2 separate regions of the Homo sapiens genome follow, and region 2 is linked to region 1. Evidence: read pairs that join two places in POLR2A ChIA-PET (ENCODE). Cell type or tissue: HepG2. All regions are shown on one strand.

The links. Peaks named below come from ENCODE experiments on the same cell type or tissue, not always from the same donor. Only the 100,000 strongest peaks of a DNase experiment are listed, where the experiment ranks them.
Region 2: POLR2A ChIA-PET joins it to region 1 with 35 read pairs; 4 of 35 experiments call an interaction of 5 or more read pairs at or near these places.

Annotation. Positions count from the first base shown.
Region 1 is chr9:135,990,395-135,998,394 of GRCh38, reverse strand. No RefSeq gene overlaps it. Among named protein-coding and RNA genes, the nearest start is that of UBAC1, 33 kb to the right of the region's middle. RefSeq lists enhancers at 4,759-5,436, 5,417-5,476, 5,437-6,114, 6,792-7,469. In HepG2, a CTCF peak has its summit at 4,158; DNase peaks (open chromatin) are centred at 3,984, 5,234, 5,504, 7,594 and 1 weaker place; H3K4me3 peaks cover 2,988 bases.
Region 2 is chr9:136,089,610-136,097,609 of GRCh38, reverse strand. NACC2 (NACC family member 2) reads left to right here and starts at 2,321. Exons shown (of 6, transcript NM_144653.5): 1 at 2,321-2,421. RefSeq lists silencers at 1,859-1,958, 2,279-2,408 and enhancers at 3,614-4,305, 6,385-7,077. In HepG2, CTCF peaks have their summits at 4,785 (motif pointing right) and 7,767 (motif pointing left); a DNase peak (open chromatin) is centred at 3,379; H3K4me3 peaks cover 3,063 bases; H3K27me3 peaks cover 461 bases.

The DNA of each region.
Region 1 (8,000 bases):
AGCTTTGAGGGACTGCTGCGTTGGCTTTAAAACTCAGGCTCCCTCTGATGGGACAGAGAAGGAGACACCTGGAGACCCCCATTACTCCGCCCACAGGTGTGGTCACCCAGGAAGGCCTGGAGAGTCCCAGGAGGTCCCCCACCTGCACAAGGCACCCGCCAAGTTGCTCCGGCTTCTGGGAACACCACGTGAGGGTGCAGGTGGTGGGGCCGGGCCAGGAGCTGGGCGGCAGGGGGCCTGGGGCCTTGGGCAGGCCACCCCTCTCCTCACCCACCTGAAGTAGGCTGAGTATGAATGTCCCTGCCAGCCCTGATGGGCTTCGGGTCTGTCAGGCGCCAGGAACCACAGGGCCGTGGGCATTCACAGCCTCAGGACCACCCCCCGCCTTCTTGTGCTCCCAAGGCAGTGGTCTAAGCAGACCTAGAAATAGCCTAGACGGAGTCGACTCTGGGGTCAGCCTATGTGGAAACTCCAGGGGCCTTCAGTCCCAGGCTGGAGTGTGCAGGAGGAAGAGCCAGCCAGCTCCATGCTGGGCCACAGCCGAGAGGAGCAGCTGGGACTACAGGAACAGAAGGCAACGGCCGGGCCAGCCCCAGCAGAGTAGGGACAGGTGAGGCTCTGGTGGGACTCGATGGGAAATAAATCCCATCACTCTGACCCACTCTGAATACACACCAAGCCCTCCCATCAGATGCAGATGAGCCCAGGGTGTGTGCCCCTCCTGAGTGGGAATGCATCAGTGAGTGGCCAGGCCTAAGCCCTCAGGCCATTTAGCTGTCACTGGGTGGCAGAGAGGACCGCGGTGCGCTCTGCGTTGTGCAGTTTGATGGTGCGTTTGTACCGAGCTCTGCCTGCTAAAACAGCGTTCCCGGAATGGAGAGGACGGCGGGACTCATTGGAATGGAAATCAATTTGATTAGAGAGCAGTCAATTACTGCTAGGACCGCGGCTGTGATCCGGGCGGAGAACCAGCTCCGTAAAAATATGTACAACTTCCTGGGGAAATGCTGCAGAGAGGAGCCTGAGGGGGCGGGGAGGCTGCACGGCTGTGCCCGGGGAGGTGCTGGCCCGGGCCTCGGGCTGGGAGGTGTGGGGTTCCCTGGGGTGCTCCCCATTAGGCCTTGGGGTGTAGCTCAGCTCCTCTCGGCCTCAGTGTTCACCTCTGTAAAATGGGATAATGCCGGTGCCCACCAGCAAGGTATGGGGGCTCAAAGTGGCCATTTTTACAAAGCACACGGCACTGCCTGTGTGTAGGACACCCCGGGAAACGCCTGGTCAGGCGGGCTTTGCTCAGGACAGGCGGAAGCTCAGCTGCCCGACACACACGCTAGGCCCCCTGAAGGGTTTCGCTGAGGGATTCTGTGCCAAAAACTGAGAAAAAGCTGGATCCAAACACCACAATTACCCAAGATGGGCGGGTCGAGTGGAGAGGACCGTGAAGGGCAAGGGGCCTGGGCTTACATCCTGGCCACCCGGAGCCTCAGTCTCCTTCTCTGTATGGGACAATGACCACCTCCCCAGTTGGCAAGGGAGGACCGACCACAGCAGAATCCCATTCTGTTCCTCCTGCGCTGGAAGCCAGAACATGGAGGGCCTGAGCCCACGGCCTGAGCCCCACACAGAGGCTGGTGCTGTTCTGTGCCGCTTCCTCCCTCATGGGCTCTGGTCAGGGACGCAGGCCTCTCTCCGGCCCGACCCTTGTCATGCAACAGAAGCAAATGGTGCCCGTGGAAATGGTGCCCGTGGAAACGGTGCCCGTGGTGTTGCTGTGTGGAGGGTGAGCCAGCAGCACAGAATGGGTCCCGGACCCACCAGGCCACTCGGCCTTCTGTTACAATCACAAGGAGCCCCTGGGCAAAGGCAGTGCCTGGCACGTGATGGCGGGGAGGGAGAAAGGATGGGGACTGGAGATTCGCCCCTTTCTCCCCTTCAGCTGAGTGCCCATGTGCAGTAGCAACCTGCACACATGTGCACAGCGGCCTAGCAGTCGGGAGCCAGGTGAGCCTGAGACCAGGTCCCAGCTCCATGTCCTGGCCGGGGGACTTTCAGAGTCACTTAACTTGTCTAAGATTTTGTAAAACAGGGTAACGATTGCCATCTTACCAATGTGTCACGGAAACTGGAAACCAGGCGTCCATTCAGTATTTACTGAGAAGCTACTGTGAGCCCCGAGCTCCGTGGCTGGTATGTTGCAGATGCCCCACACAGGACCTCCACTTTTCATGGTTTCCACGGGCCGAGCCAAGAACGAAGCGTCCACCTGGAGCATCAGGACAGACCAGCTGCTGCAACGATGAGACAGGCGTGACCGCCCAGCATGGGCTTGCGACGGCTCAGCAGAGCCTCAGGGCCAGAAGTGCCCTCAGCCGTTCCATCGGAGTCCCTTTGGTTCTGTTCAGTTCCACAGCTCACCTGGCGTCAGCATGTACAGATGGTGGAACAGGCCTGGGGCTTCCTGCAAAGGCCAGGCTCGTGGGTCACCATGGCGACAGAGCCGTGGTGCGCACCCTCGGCGAAGCCGACCCCATCCTCTCCCTCTGGCTTCCTCGTGCTGCCGAGAGATGATGATTCCCATTAGCAGACGGGAACATCGTGGCTTCCAGAGGCTCACAATCTTATGGTCAGAGAGGAGGTCAAATGGCGCAGTCACACCCAGCAGAAACGGGTCTTAAAAAGTTAAACACAGGACGCGGTGGCTCACACCTGTAATCCCAGCACTTTGGGAGGCCGGGGCGGGCGGATCACAAGGTCAGGGTGAAACCCTGTCTCTACTAAAAATACAAAAAATTAGCCGGGCGTGGTGGCGGGCGCCTGTAGTCCCACCTACTCGGGAGGCTGAGGGAGGAGAATGGCGTGAACCCGGGAGGCGGAGCTTGCGGTGAGCGGAGATGGTGCTGCTGAACTCCAGCGTGGGCGACAGAGTGAGACTCCGTCTCAAAAAAAAAAAAAAAAAAAAAAAAGTTAAACACAGAATCACCACGTGACCCGGCCGCTCCCTCCTGGCACAACGTGTGCACGAATGTTCACAGCCACGAGCGCGGATGACCCTTGGAAAGACTCTGCTAGGAGTGCAGCACACCAACATGGAACACGTATATATACGTAACAAACCTGCACGTTGTGCCCATGTACGCTAGAACTTCAAGTATAATAATAATAAAAAAGAAAAGGAAAGAAAAAAAAAGAAAAAGAAAAAAGACTCTGCTAAGTGAGGGAAGGCGCGTGTACCCAACTCCATCGATATGAAAGGCCCCGAGCAGGCAACTCTGTGGAGACAGACGGTGGAGGGGGGTGGCCAGGACCTGGGGGTGGCGGCCAGGGAGGTGTGGGGGTGGCTGCTGAATGGGGTCGGGGTTTCCTTTGTGGGAGAAGGTTCTGGAACTAGATAATGGTGTTAGTTGCACAATAGTGTTATGAATGTACTTAATGCCACTGAACTGTACACTTTGCACTGGTTAAAATGGTCACGTGTTTTGTGTATTTTACCACAATTTTTAAAAAGCTAAAAAAAACAACCACCTCACAGCTAGTGAGTGGTGGAGCTGAGATGGGAATCTGAATCAGGTCGTGCAGCTGTGCCCTCCCGCCACTGTCCTGTGTGAGGACCTGGTGTTGTGGGGGGCTCAGCCGGGCCGGGTGCCCTCACAGGGCTGGCCGTGAGTGGGGTCTGGGGGGCTCAGCTGGGCTTGCACGTGAGCAGGTGGGTGGTGGCTCCTTGCACAGTTGCGTCCCCAGCGGCCGGGGCACAGGGATGAGAGGTGGAGACGTGGCTCTGCCCCCAATGCATTCGCCTCTGTGGTGAAGACGCTCTGGGGGCAACACTGGCCCCTCCAAGGGCTCTAACTTCATCCTGCAGAGGATGGCATGGTGAAGGGTTGGCCTGGACTGGGAGTCCCACCCATGGGACGTTATTGGTCACAGGGAGGAGCTGGGGTGACGGGGGCTGGCCCAAGGCCAGGGGCTCCCTGGTGGAGGAGGGGCTGTCCCTGGGTACTCTGGCCCCAGGCAGGGCCGCCTGCCCTCCCTTCCAAGCCAGGGGTGGTTTTGGCCAGGGCTGGCGGCTCAGAGTCCAGGGTCCAGGGTGGGTGGCCTCTGCAGAGACAGCCATAGGTACCAGTGAGTTCACAGGAAAGGAACCCCAGGGGGTCACCTAGCGGCCCGGCTCCCGTCACATCAGGGAGGAGGCAGAGGGCAGTGGTCAGGGCAGCAGGGGAAGTCTTCGTGCTGGAGATGGCCAGGAGCAGGCTCTGCAGGGTGTCCAGGACACAAGAGGGAAGGGCGGGCAGGCAGCGGCATGGCCCGAACCCAGGCGCGATGCTCAGAGCCCAGGCCTACCAGAGCCCCACCGGGAAGGGAGGAGGGCCAGGCAGCCACAGAGCTCCTGCAGCCTTGAAGGCTGGGTCAGGAGCAGACACCTCTCCCGCCTGGCTCTGCAGTGCCTGGGTCACTGGTGCCCTCGGAGAGCCGGCCAGGCCAGGCAGACCCGCAGCAGCAGTAGTGGCGCGCGCCGCTCCCGGGACCGCGCTTTTCCGCTGCCGCACTGAGTTATGTGCTGGCTGCTTTTGTATTTAGAGAGTGGAGCAGATGGTGGGTGCAGTAACACTTTAAATTAAGGATTCCAAATACACATTAAATTTAGATTTAATAAGACAGTTATTGTATGGAAATTCAGGCCCGCCGATTATTTTGAATATTGGAGTCTGATCACCTACAGCTCCGATGGCTGCGATTTCCACTGAAGGCGTGTGGCAGCTTGTCTACCCAAAGCCCCCGAGGCCCACACCCTCAAGCTCCAGAGCCTGCCCCTCCGTTCCTTCCTCAGGGCCCAGGAGGCCAGTGAGGGGCAGGACATCACAGTGGCTCCTGCGGGGTGAGCCCCCCACGGCCGGGAGCTGTCCTCGGCGGCCTGGCAGATGCCCTGGAATCCACCCGTTTTGTCCATTTTGCAGGAAAGGAAACCAAGGCTCAGAGGGGAGAAGCCATGTGGCCCAGGCCACTCTTACAGGACCGGGCTGGGAGAGGGGACACCCATCTGCAGGGCAGAGGCTGGCCCGGGAGGGGAGCCTGCTGCCGCTGGACATCCTGGGCCTCAAGGACAACCTTGAGGCCTAAATCCCCAGCCTGTCCTGGCTGGTCGGGGCTTCTTCCGTCTCTCCCAGGAGAAAAGCCTCGCTGAGCGAGGGCAGTGGGGAAAGGGGGCGGGGGCACTTCCCGGCCACAGCCCCTCCCCCAGCAGCAGCCTCCCTGTGCTCCTGGTGGGTGGAGCAGCCTCGGGAAGGGGGATTCTGGGAGCTGGCCAGCCCCCACTCCCCGCAGGCCAGCCCATCTCAGCCCCCACAGCCCCAACTTCCCCTCAAACCAGGGGCGGGAAGCTGCTAAGTGCTCAGACGATTTCTTATGGCCACGATAAATCTGGTCTTTTTGTCCCTCCAGAAAAAGAAGGGGGGCAGTCAAGTCTCCACACCGGACGAAGCCTGAGCCCTCGCAACTGCCGGCAGAGCCACGCCCGCCCGGCCACAGTTCCTGTAACCGGCAGCTGCACTGTTTGTAATCACTGCTTGGCAGACATTTATCATCCGCTCCGGGGAGCAGAGAGGCCTCAGTGCAGGCGGGTGGCCTGGCCGAGGGCTGGGCTGCCCCGGGAGCCGCATGGCCTCTCTGTGCCTAGCCTAAGGCCCTGCAGGTGCCCAGCAAGGCAGGAGCACCCCTAGCCTGGGCAGGAGGCTGGGATGCTGGAAGTGTCAGGGGCCTTCAGAGCGTCTAGCCAGGGGCCACCTGCCACCTGGGAGCCGGGCCAACCAAGGTAAAGCCCTGCCTTCCTCCAGGAAGGGGGCCCTGGCGTGGGGCCAGGCTCAGCGCTTTCCTCTGCCCCTCTTTGTCACCTCCAAGAAAGGACCTTGGGATGAAAGAGCCGGGAGATCCCAGAGGGAGGTGGCTGCCCTAGGTGGGAACATCAGGACCCCCAGGGCAGGGGTGAGCCGTGGCAGGGGTCTTCCCTGTGGCCAGTTGAGCTCCAAGGGTCTGTCCCTCACCCTCTGGGTAGGGTGGCCAGAGGGAATACATAAGAATACTTAACACCCAGTGAAATTCTCATTTCATACTAACAACAAATCAATCTCTAGTGTATGACCCATCCAATTTGGGGGCATATTTCTATTTTAAAAATTCATTGTTTATTTAAAATAGAAACTTAGGTGGGTGTTCTGTTCTTTTCTGGTGAGCTTCCCTTACCCCATGGGGTCTCCCCTTGCTCAAGACCCCCAGCTCTGTTCCCCGCCAGACCCCGCTCCATCCTGTCTGGTCCTCTGCCGGGTCTCTGCCATGTGGTCTTGGCCACCCCGACCCCTGTGCCGAGAACACCTTCCCTTTTGTCGTGGCCGCCCCAGCAGGGAGCCTCTTCGGACAGGGCGAGTGGTGCCTCTTGTTCACGTGACAGCGCACTCACAACTCCAGCAACGTCCTTGTTCACAGCCCTCGTCCTGGTTTTCCAAGAACCCGTGTTTGTATTTTATTTTTCCAGACCGGTCTTACTCTGTCGCCAGGCTGGAGTGCAGTGGCTTGTGCAGTGCAGCTCACTGCAATCTCCATCTCCGGGACTCAAGCGATTCTCCCACCTCAGCCTCCTAAGTAGCTGAGACCACAAGTGTGCACCACCACACCTGGCCAATTTTTTTTTTTTAATTTTTGGTAGAGATGGGGGGTCTCACTATGTTTCCCGGGCTGGTCTCGAACACCTGAGCTCAAGCAATCTGCCCACCTCAGCCTCCCAAAGCGCTGGGATTACAGGCGTGAGCCACCATGGCCTGAACTCGTATGTTTAGATCGGTGTCCCCCACTTACTTTGCACACAGGGGCTCAGGACTGTGTCTGCCCTGCCGTCCCCCTGGGTTGGGCATCAGGCTGCCCCTGCTCCCCTGCCCATCACAGCCCAAGGGCTGGATGCCACTGGCTCTCAGAGCCTCCATTTCCTGGTTCCTAAAGGGGGAGGGCAGTGCTGGCCTGAAAACTTGGCTTCTGGTGACAGTGGCAGGAGCCACCTCTGCCTGCTTTTCTCAGGGAACGGTGGGCAGCCCATGGAATCACGGGAGAGACAGGAGAAGGAGGCCCAGAACGCCCAGAACAGAGGGACCTGCATGGCCAGACCCTGCCAGACTCACGGGCGCAGGCCACCAGGGAGGTTGGGCCCAAGCCCTGGGAGGTGCCAGTGGCCCTGCCTCTACCCCAGGTAGATCCCAGGGGTGAGGTCTGTGCCCTGCCATGGGGAGCCTGGGGAAGCTGCTGGGGCCTCTGCCTCCAGCTAGAGGCACACGGCAGAGAGGGCCCCACATATAGGGGCACCCTGAAAATGGCAGGATGAGGGAGGAGGGTAGGGGTCTGCACACGGCATCTCTGGGTTCTTGGGGATATCAAACAGGATGGGGCTGTGATGTGACTGTCTGACTTCAAGACAGGGGAGAGGAGAGGAGAGATGGGGAGAGAGGGGAAGGAAAGGGCGGGAAGTGAGGGGTTAAAGAGGGGTGTGGAGAGGGGAGGGAAAGGGCGGGAGGGGAGGGGAGAGGGGAGGGAAAGGGCGGGAGGGGAGGGGTTAAAGGGGGGCGTGGAGAGGGGAGGGAAAGGGCAGGAGGGGAGGGGTTAAAGGGGGGCGTGGAGAGGGGAGGGCTGGGGAGGGCAGGTCGGGGAGCTGCTGCACCTGCAGAGGCCAGAGGCCGCAAGGCTGGCTCTCTGCTCCCTGTGTGACCCTCTGAGGTGCCCGGGGGGCGCCGTCTGCTCCACGAAGCAGCTCCATGCATGCTTTGTGCATGTGCTTCCTGAATTAAAAAACAGTAACAGTGACAAATGGCAACGCCACCACAGCAAGCCTGCCCCGTCTCTGCCTGCAGATGCTCCCACAGCTCCTGGGGAAGGAATTTACCCAAAACGGACAGGGCGGGTTCTGCCCACCTCAGCCCTGCAGCGCACCTGGGATAACAGACAGAGAAGGGGCCTCCCATCACAGGGGT
Region 2 (8,000 bases), 99 kb before region 1:
GGAGGAGATGCGGAGGATGCACCCGGGGTGAGCCCCACTCAGCCCAGGCCCTGCTGGGGACCCCTGAGTGAGCCCCAGGCTAAGCTGTAAAACGGGAATAAGGCTGGGCGCAGTGGCTCACACCTGTGATCCCAGCACTTCGGGAGGTTGAGGCAGGTGGATCACCTGAGGTCAGGAGTTCAAGACCAGCCTGCCTAACATGGTGAAACCCCGTCTCTACTAAAAATACAAAAATTAGCTGGGCGTGGTGGCACGTGCCGATAATGCCAGCTACTCGGGAGGCTGAGGCAGGAGAATCGCTTGAACCCGGGAGGCAGAGGTTACAGTGAGCTGAGATCGCGCCACTGCACCCCAGCCTGGGCAACAGTGTGAGACTCGGACTCAAAAAAAAAAAAAAAAAAAGGAATAAACAGAGCTCACCTCATGGTACTGTTGTGAACGTTAAATGCGGTAAGGTGTACATACTCAGTAGCACGGGCCTGGAATTCAGTAGGGATGCAGGGTTTGCTTTAAAAGGTGCAAATATATGTTGGTGTACATACGTATAGGCACACAGAAATTGGGGAATTGATTTCTGCTTATCCGCTATCTTCTAAACACTTTTCAATGCTTTCCAAATATCCTTCACTAAGGAAGAATGTCTTTAATATTTAGAAAATAAAAGTGATTAAAACAATCATTCCCATCCCTGGAGGGCCACGGGTCCTAGTGGGTAGCCCCTTGAGGCCTGCCCCAGGGCTGGAAGCAGCTCCAGGCATCTGTCTCTGGGATTCACGATTCTCAGGGGCTTGGGGTAGCTATGCTCACTGAGAGATCCTGCAGAGATTGTAAAGTCAGGCCTAGGAAGCACCAGAACCCTGAGGCTGCTGAGCTCATGCCCTGGGTGTAGGAGGCACTCAGAACCCTCCTACCCCACCTCCTTCCCACAGTAGACTGCGGGGCGGGTTTGGAAGTGGCAGTGGTGGGGGGAGGGGGGTTGGGGTGTGGGACCTGGGACTGCATTTAGGTCTAGATGGGACTCTGTGGGGAGAGCCCAGAGTCCCTGCGGGGTTCCATACTCACCCCCATACAAGGCAAGCCAGGGAGTGAAGTGTGTGTGTGTGTGTGTGTGTGTGTTCTGGACGCAGAGCTGAATAGAACCTAAAGTTGGGGTCAAGGGCCAGTCTGTGGCCAAGATCAAGGGCCTAGCTTGAGGTTGGGGTGACAAGAACCTGGCCAAGCTTCTGATGATTTGTCCAGGGAATGACCTTGGCTGACTGTGCCAGAAGGGCTGTAGCCCCAGGTTTCTGATCCCCAGAGCCCCAAAGGCGTTCTCTGGGATGCTGGTGGCCATCTCCTTCTCAACCCTTCTCCCAGCGCCCTCGCTCGGGACCACTGAGGCGGTATCACTCCATTCTCCTGCAAGGACCCTTGAGCGTGCTGTGGGAGTGAGGCTGGCTTAGCCTCTGAGGACCACTGCAGCCTGTCCTGACCTCAGGCCCCAGGTTAGGGGGCAGCTGAGGAGGGGTCTCTGGGTCTTTCCGGGTGTGTGGCCGTTTTATTTCCGTGCCCTTGTTTTAAAACTGCACCTCTGTCCTCAGGAGCGTGGCCTTGGGCAGATGGAGAGCTGCGTGGCCGGTGCCGGAATGACTGTCAACGCCCCAGTGCGCCCGGATCACACCAGGCCTGAAGGCAGCGCCAGGCCCAGTCCAGGCAGCTTGCAGTTCCCGGGCCGCAGGGACGGGCGCCGGAGCCCCGCAGACGTTCGCCCAAGGGCGCTCCCGTATCCTCGTCTTTCACGGCCCGCCTGAGCGTCCAGGGCGGCTGCGGATGCGCGCACTTCCCCCGCCCGGATCCCGGAGGCTGCACCGTGCGGACGCGACTGCCGCGGGCAGGGCGCGCGCCGGGGGCGGGGTAGGGGGGCCCGGGGGCTCTCCCGGGCTTAGCGAGTCCGGCCGAGGCCGGGGCCCGGGGAGGGCGGAGGGCGGCGCTCCAGGTCCTTTCCCGACCCGGCCGCCGAGCTCCGTCCTCTGCGCCGCGGCGTCCGGCTCCCGCCGGGTGTCCCGCGCAGGGTCGACCGCCGGCAGCTCCGGAAGGAGGACGCGCGAGGGGCGAGGAGCTGCCGCCTCCCCTCCCCAGCGCTCGGGGTTCCCCACGCCCCGCCGGCCCCCACTGGGGACCCTCCCGGCCCCCGGACCCCAGCCCCGACCCCGGGAGCCCACCTGGCTGCCAGTGCGCGCGCGCGCGCGGCCGGCGCGCTGTCCCTTTAACGGCCCGCGGGCACCTCCCCCGCCGCCGCCCCGCCCCCGCCGCGGTGCGGCCGCCGGTGCTGGGCGAGGTCGGAGAAAGTCCATGGGAGCCGGAGCGCCGGGACGCCAAGCACTTCCTGCCGCGGGCGGCGCGCCGCAGCTGCCCAGGCCGGACCGGGCCGGGCGCCCGCAGGTACCGCCAACTTGGCGCGCGCGGCCGCCCCCGGGTTACGCCGCCGGGCGGGGTCGTCCCACGGGCCGGGCCCGCACTTCCCGCAAACTCCGCGGCCGCCCAACTTGGCGCGAGCCCCCTGCCGCAGTGCCGGCCGCGCGGGGCGGGTGCGGCCGAGTTCCGCGCCGGCCCGGGCGTGCGCGCGGGAACCGGCCTCGGGAGCCCGCGGAGGGGGGCCGGGCGGGGCCGGGGGGTCCCGGCGGAGGCGCCCGCGACCCCGGGCCGGGACGCCGCGCCGCGCGTTCGGGGAGACCCCGGCTCCGGGCGTCCCGGGGCGCTCCCCGCCGCCTGCTGGGTTTCCCTGGATTTCTGGGGACCCGCGCGGCCTCCCCAGGGACCCGACTGGCCGATCCAGCCCTCCGGGTGGGGAAGCCGGGGCAGGACTGGCCCGGGGCCAGGGCGGAGGTACCCACCCCTCCCGGCGCATCTGCGCAGCTGCCTGGCCCAGCCGGGCCCGCGCCTCGCCCTCCCGGTCCAGGTGGGCCCGTTCGTGGGTCGTCACCGCCTCCCGCGCCTCCCCCACTCGGGCCCCAGCCTGGGGAGAAACTGGGGTCCGGCCGCAGGGGGAGGGGGCTCTGCCTCTTGCCAGCTTCTGTGCCTCTGCGGAGCTGAGGTCGGGGGGCCCCAGCTCCTTCTCTAAGAAACTCAGCGGAGCCCGGGGCCCGCCGCGCACCCCGCACGGCCAGGGCGGACCGAGGCCTTCCGACGGAGTTTCCTGCTTCTCTTGCTGGGATCGTGTGGGGTCGGAGGTCAGAGGTCACCTCCCAGCCCCTCTGCCAGGCTCTGGGGGAAGTTTGGTCTTGGACTCTCGTCGTGGAGCCGCTTAAACCTGTGGGTCTGAAGGCCGCGAGGCCGGGTCCCTGGAGTTGGCCTCCCAGGCCGTTCCACTCCCTCCCCCAACCCCCGCGCGGGGCCTCCGGATTGGAGGTGTTTCACCCACGTGCTGGTGGGCCCGTCTCCCTGGGCCGCTGGGTGCCCTGAGCTGTGTTCTCTGCTGCGCGTTCCTTCCTGTGTGTGGCGGGGGTGCTGACCCGGGGGTGCCCAAGGCAGCCCGGACTCCCATCCCGTGGAGCTGCCTCCGGGAGCGCGTGCACCTTGGTGTTCCCGCCCGCCAGCGCGGCCGCACTCTCCTGCCAGAGTCCGTGTCCCTCCAGGTCGCCCCTTCTTCTCACCCACCCCTCTTTTCGTCTGGCAGGCTCCTGACCTCCTTCCCTCCTGTTCTCCAGTGGGACACTCAGCTCAGCATTCTGCAGGGTGTTTTAGCCTGTAGCACCCCCCAGCAGGGGCGCCTAGAGTTAGGTCAGGGTTCAGGCAGCCCCCGCCCCACCCGCCACCTCTCAGCCACCCACCCCTTCTTCTCCCGGCCACCGTTGGAGCACCCCTCTGGTCCTCTGTGGGGCCTTTCCCAGCCCCTCCCTTAAAGAGGCCTCTTGGCGTTTTCCCCTGGGGTCACTGTTGGGTGGTAGCTGGGCCAGAGTCCAAGGGGAGGAAATAAAAGGAGCTGCCACCCAAGGTGGTGGCCCCCTGTCCTTTCGGCAAAGCCACTTGGAATGGGCACAGAGAGTGGAACAAGATATCACTTGTCACTTCTTAGTGGCCAGGGATCCTTTCGCAGTGGTCACACCCAGGGCTCGATGGTGCTGGCCCTGGCCTGGCGGGAAGGCGGGGAGGAGCCACCCGGGAGATCTCCTGCTGGGAGCAGTGGGAGCTGGGCTGCTACAGGCTGCGAGAACAGGCTCTGTTCTTTACCACCGGCTGCTGGAAGGGTTCGCAGGGCTGCTCTGCCCTGGGCAGGGGGCTAGTGGTGACTTTTAAAAAATTCTTCAATCCTCCCTTTGTTTTCCAATTAAAGCATGAGGCTGCATTATTCATGAAACAACAGTGACGATCTTGGTGCTGAGCGGTTCTTCCAGGCCTGCACTCCTCTTGGCCTCTGCCTCCGGAGTCCTGCTTTCCTGGTTTGTGGGCAGTGTGGTCTCCCAGGCCCGAGGGATGGAATGGGGAACCAAGGTGTTGTCCTTTTCGGGATGTTGAGTTCCCAAGGTTCCACCTTGTGCCCCTTCCTCTGAGGTCTGTGCCTCTGACCTGTGTCCCTGGAACGCACAGGGCACCGAGTGCCCAGTGGCCCCAGCCACCGTCAGTGGGGCAGAGCCCATGTTCCTTCCTCAGCCAGCCCTGTTCTAGCCACCTCCACACACTGTCCCCAGGCTGCCTCTCTGCATCTCACAGCCCCTTGGGGTCACTCCATCCCCTTTGCAGGGTCACGCAGTGGGTTCCGAGATCCAGTTGGACTGTGGCCGGTGGGATGAGGGTCGGAGTCCACAGGGGGGCAGCAGGTGGCACCCCTTACCCCAGGATACACCAGCATGTTTCTCCGGAGAACCAAGGCCTTCTACAGACCCCAGTGTAACGAACACATTTGGGAACTTGACTATGGGGCCCCCTGACTCTGCTGCTCCTCCGGCCCAGTCCACCTTCACCTTGGTAGCACATGTCCCTGCCTCAGTGGCCCAGGCTGACCAGCCTCCCATTGTGGTTCTGAGGACAAGGTAGGCCACCTTCCACTTCAGGGTGACATTTCTGGCCTGGGCTGAGGAAACCTGGGGCTGGGCTTCCAGGCGTGGCTCGAAGGAGAAGCAAAGCCCTGTGGTGTGAGGCCGTGGAGCGCCCTCCAAGGCAGGAGAGAAGTAGCGCTAGCCCGTCTGGACGCTGGACCTGAGCCGCCGTCTGATGCATGTGGGCAGGTGCGGGAGTTTGTGAGGTCTGACTGGGTCTGGTCTCACTGGGGGCTGATGAGGGGTCTTGGGAACCTGTGTAGAGCTGGCTCACTGGGGCCTCTCACCCCATCTCCGGTCAGGCTCCCCGGCGGTGAGTGTCTGCAGACCCAGCTCCCTGGGTCCTGGGCCTTCCCCGAAGTGCCCTCTCCCCAGCATTTCGTTCCTTTCCTGGCACCCTCTCTGGGCACGCCCTTGGTCCTCCCAGAGGTGGGCAGTCGGGCCTTGGGTGGGGGAGCTTGGCCAGCGTTTCTCTACTCTTGTCTCCCCACTGGGCCCCAGTTCAGAGCTGTGTGTGGCCCCCACACCGGCCTCCCTGAGGCGCCCCCTAATCCCCAGGTGGATCTCGTTTCCCTTTCAGCCTGTCCAGAGTCACAGAGGAGATGTGACTGGAAGGTTGTTTGGGCCTTGGCTGTGGGGGCCGGGGAGCGAGGTTACCCAGGCCAGGGGCTGCTGCTCCACGCCTGCCTCCGCCTCTGTTGCGGGGCAGGGATCCTGGTGACCTCTGTTTTTTTGTTTGTTGTTGTTGTTGGTTTTTTTTTTAAGCAAATCCTTGCTCTCACCAGCCCTGGCTCTTGGTGAGATGAGATCATTTGTAAAATATGCCTCCTGGCTGGCTGGGGCTCCTTACTGTGTCACCTGCAGCTGCCCATTTGCTGGGAGCCCTAGCTCCCTCAGCTGTGGCCTTCCTGCGTTTGCTGTTTACGGTTTGGGTTTTGGAAGCACACACCCTTGTATAGGGTCTCAGCAGAGCGCAGTGGGCAGGCGTGAAGGCATCTGTCTGGAAGTATTGGTTGCTTGTCATTTGGGGACATGAACTCCGGGACCGGCACTCACCCCTGTCCACACAGGGGATCAGCCTGGGAGCTAGTCTGAGTAGGGGAGGGCATTTGGGACCCTGACCCAGGGCTCCTGGGGCCCCACCACATCCCCAGTGTCTGCTTGCTGGGCCTGGGTCCTCACTGGAGCACTTGGCAGCCAGAACCCTGGGCTCAGGTCTCCTGGGAGAACGCCCAGCCCAGGCTGTGTGACCTTGAGTGAGGAACCCGTCCTCCCTGAGGCCGTCCTGCTACAGAGTAGCATCCTCTGCCTCCTCCGAGGAGCTGGAGGCTGAATGTGGGCAGCCCGGCCTTTCTGCCTTCATGCCGGCTGGGGCTGGCCTGGGGGCTGTTGGGCCAGTGAAGCCACTGAATCCCATGTAAGGCTCACTACCCTTTAAGAGGAGGCCGCCATGGAGTCTCCCGGGAGAACAAGAGGCAGGCTTTTCTCCAGAGGTTGTTTGCAGGGACCCACAGGGAGGAGAGGCTGGCTCCGGGTCTCTCTAAAGGAATCTCCCCTCCCCCAGTGCGGGGCCCTGGCATCCAGGAGGGCACAGGGCCATGGGCGGCCGCGAGCTCCTGGGCCCGCCCAGCTCCTGCCCCTGTGCCTGGGAAGCAGGCAGGGCTGGGGGCGGGGAACAGAGGGGCCTGAAAGTGCCCATATATAGTCACTGGGGTGAACGGCAAAGCCATGCTGCAGAGATGCCTCCCAAGCCCAGGGCTGGCCGGCCCCAGCTCAGCCACCGGGGCCCCGAGGGCAGCCCGGCCCTGGGCTGGGGGTGGCCTCCCTGGTAGTCTGTGAAGGGGTAGAGCATCAGCCTCCGCATAGTCATGCCTCAAGAAATGTTTGTTGATTGAAAATAAAAGTCCCCCCAGCCCTCCATAGTCAGGCTTGAGGACATTTCAGGAGCTGATGTTGGAATCTGGAGGCTGGAATCCGGGCTGTGCTGTTGGCCAGAGCTGCCTGGGGTCCCTCATGGAGGGCGTTGGGAGCTGGGTGCCTGCTGAGGGAAGACTTGCTAGCAACCCAGCCCCCACCCCACAAAATGCTAGTGCCCCCCTCTTTACAGGGACACTTCAGATGCTCCCTCCCCACCCCTACTGTCCTGGGGCTTCCGCCCAGTGGGCTGGTGTTTTCTGGAGGAGTTACCTTCTCACTCCTGGGCACTGCCTAGAGTCAGGGGGCAGCTGTGGGCCTTCCTTGGTTCTTCTGCGGCGGTCTTGGAGGGAGTCAGCGTTGGCCCTGCCTTTGGATCGGAGCAGAAGGAAGTTGTCCCACATCTTCCTCCTCCCAGGGACCCCTGAGGCATCCCCTCTGGCCAGGGCCCCCACCCAGGCCCTGGGCATCTGCCTCGGGGGCTGTGCCCATCTCCCTTCTACCACCCAGCTGGTGTCTGTGCCAAGAAAGGGGAAGTACCATCTTTGCTGAATTCTTGACTTTTGTGCTGTTAAAAAATCAGCTTTAACAGAGTTTTGCTCATTTAATTTCATTTCCATTGCACAGCTAAGCGCCTTTGTTAAATTTTGTATATTGATACTTTTTGTTGTCAGCAGTTTATTCTTTTTTTTTTTGGATATAAATCCATTAGGGTGAGAGAAGATTAAAAAGATACATTACAATTAAAATGTTAATGAAATCCGTATCACACAACTTTTGAAACCCTTTAGGCATTAATCTTGCCTGTGTCATGTCCATTAACTTTGGCTATTCTTATTCCACACTGACCCCTGCTGAGAGATTTGTGCTATAATTGGATTTTTTTTTAATAAAAAAGAAAAAAAAAAAGCTTTTAAGAAAATAGAGGTTGAGTGGTCGGCCGTGGCTCCTAAATGAAGAGGGAAAGTAGAAGAACATGACTCACTCTGTTGGGGCTGGGGTCCCCCATTCTGAATGGGGACAGGGGTCACCCAGGGCCTCCCCCAACTGTGGATGTGCCAAGTGGTGTAG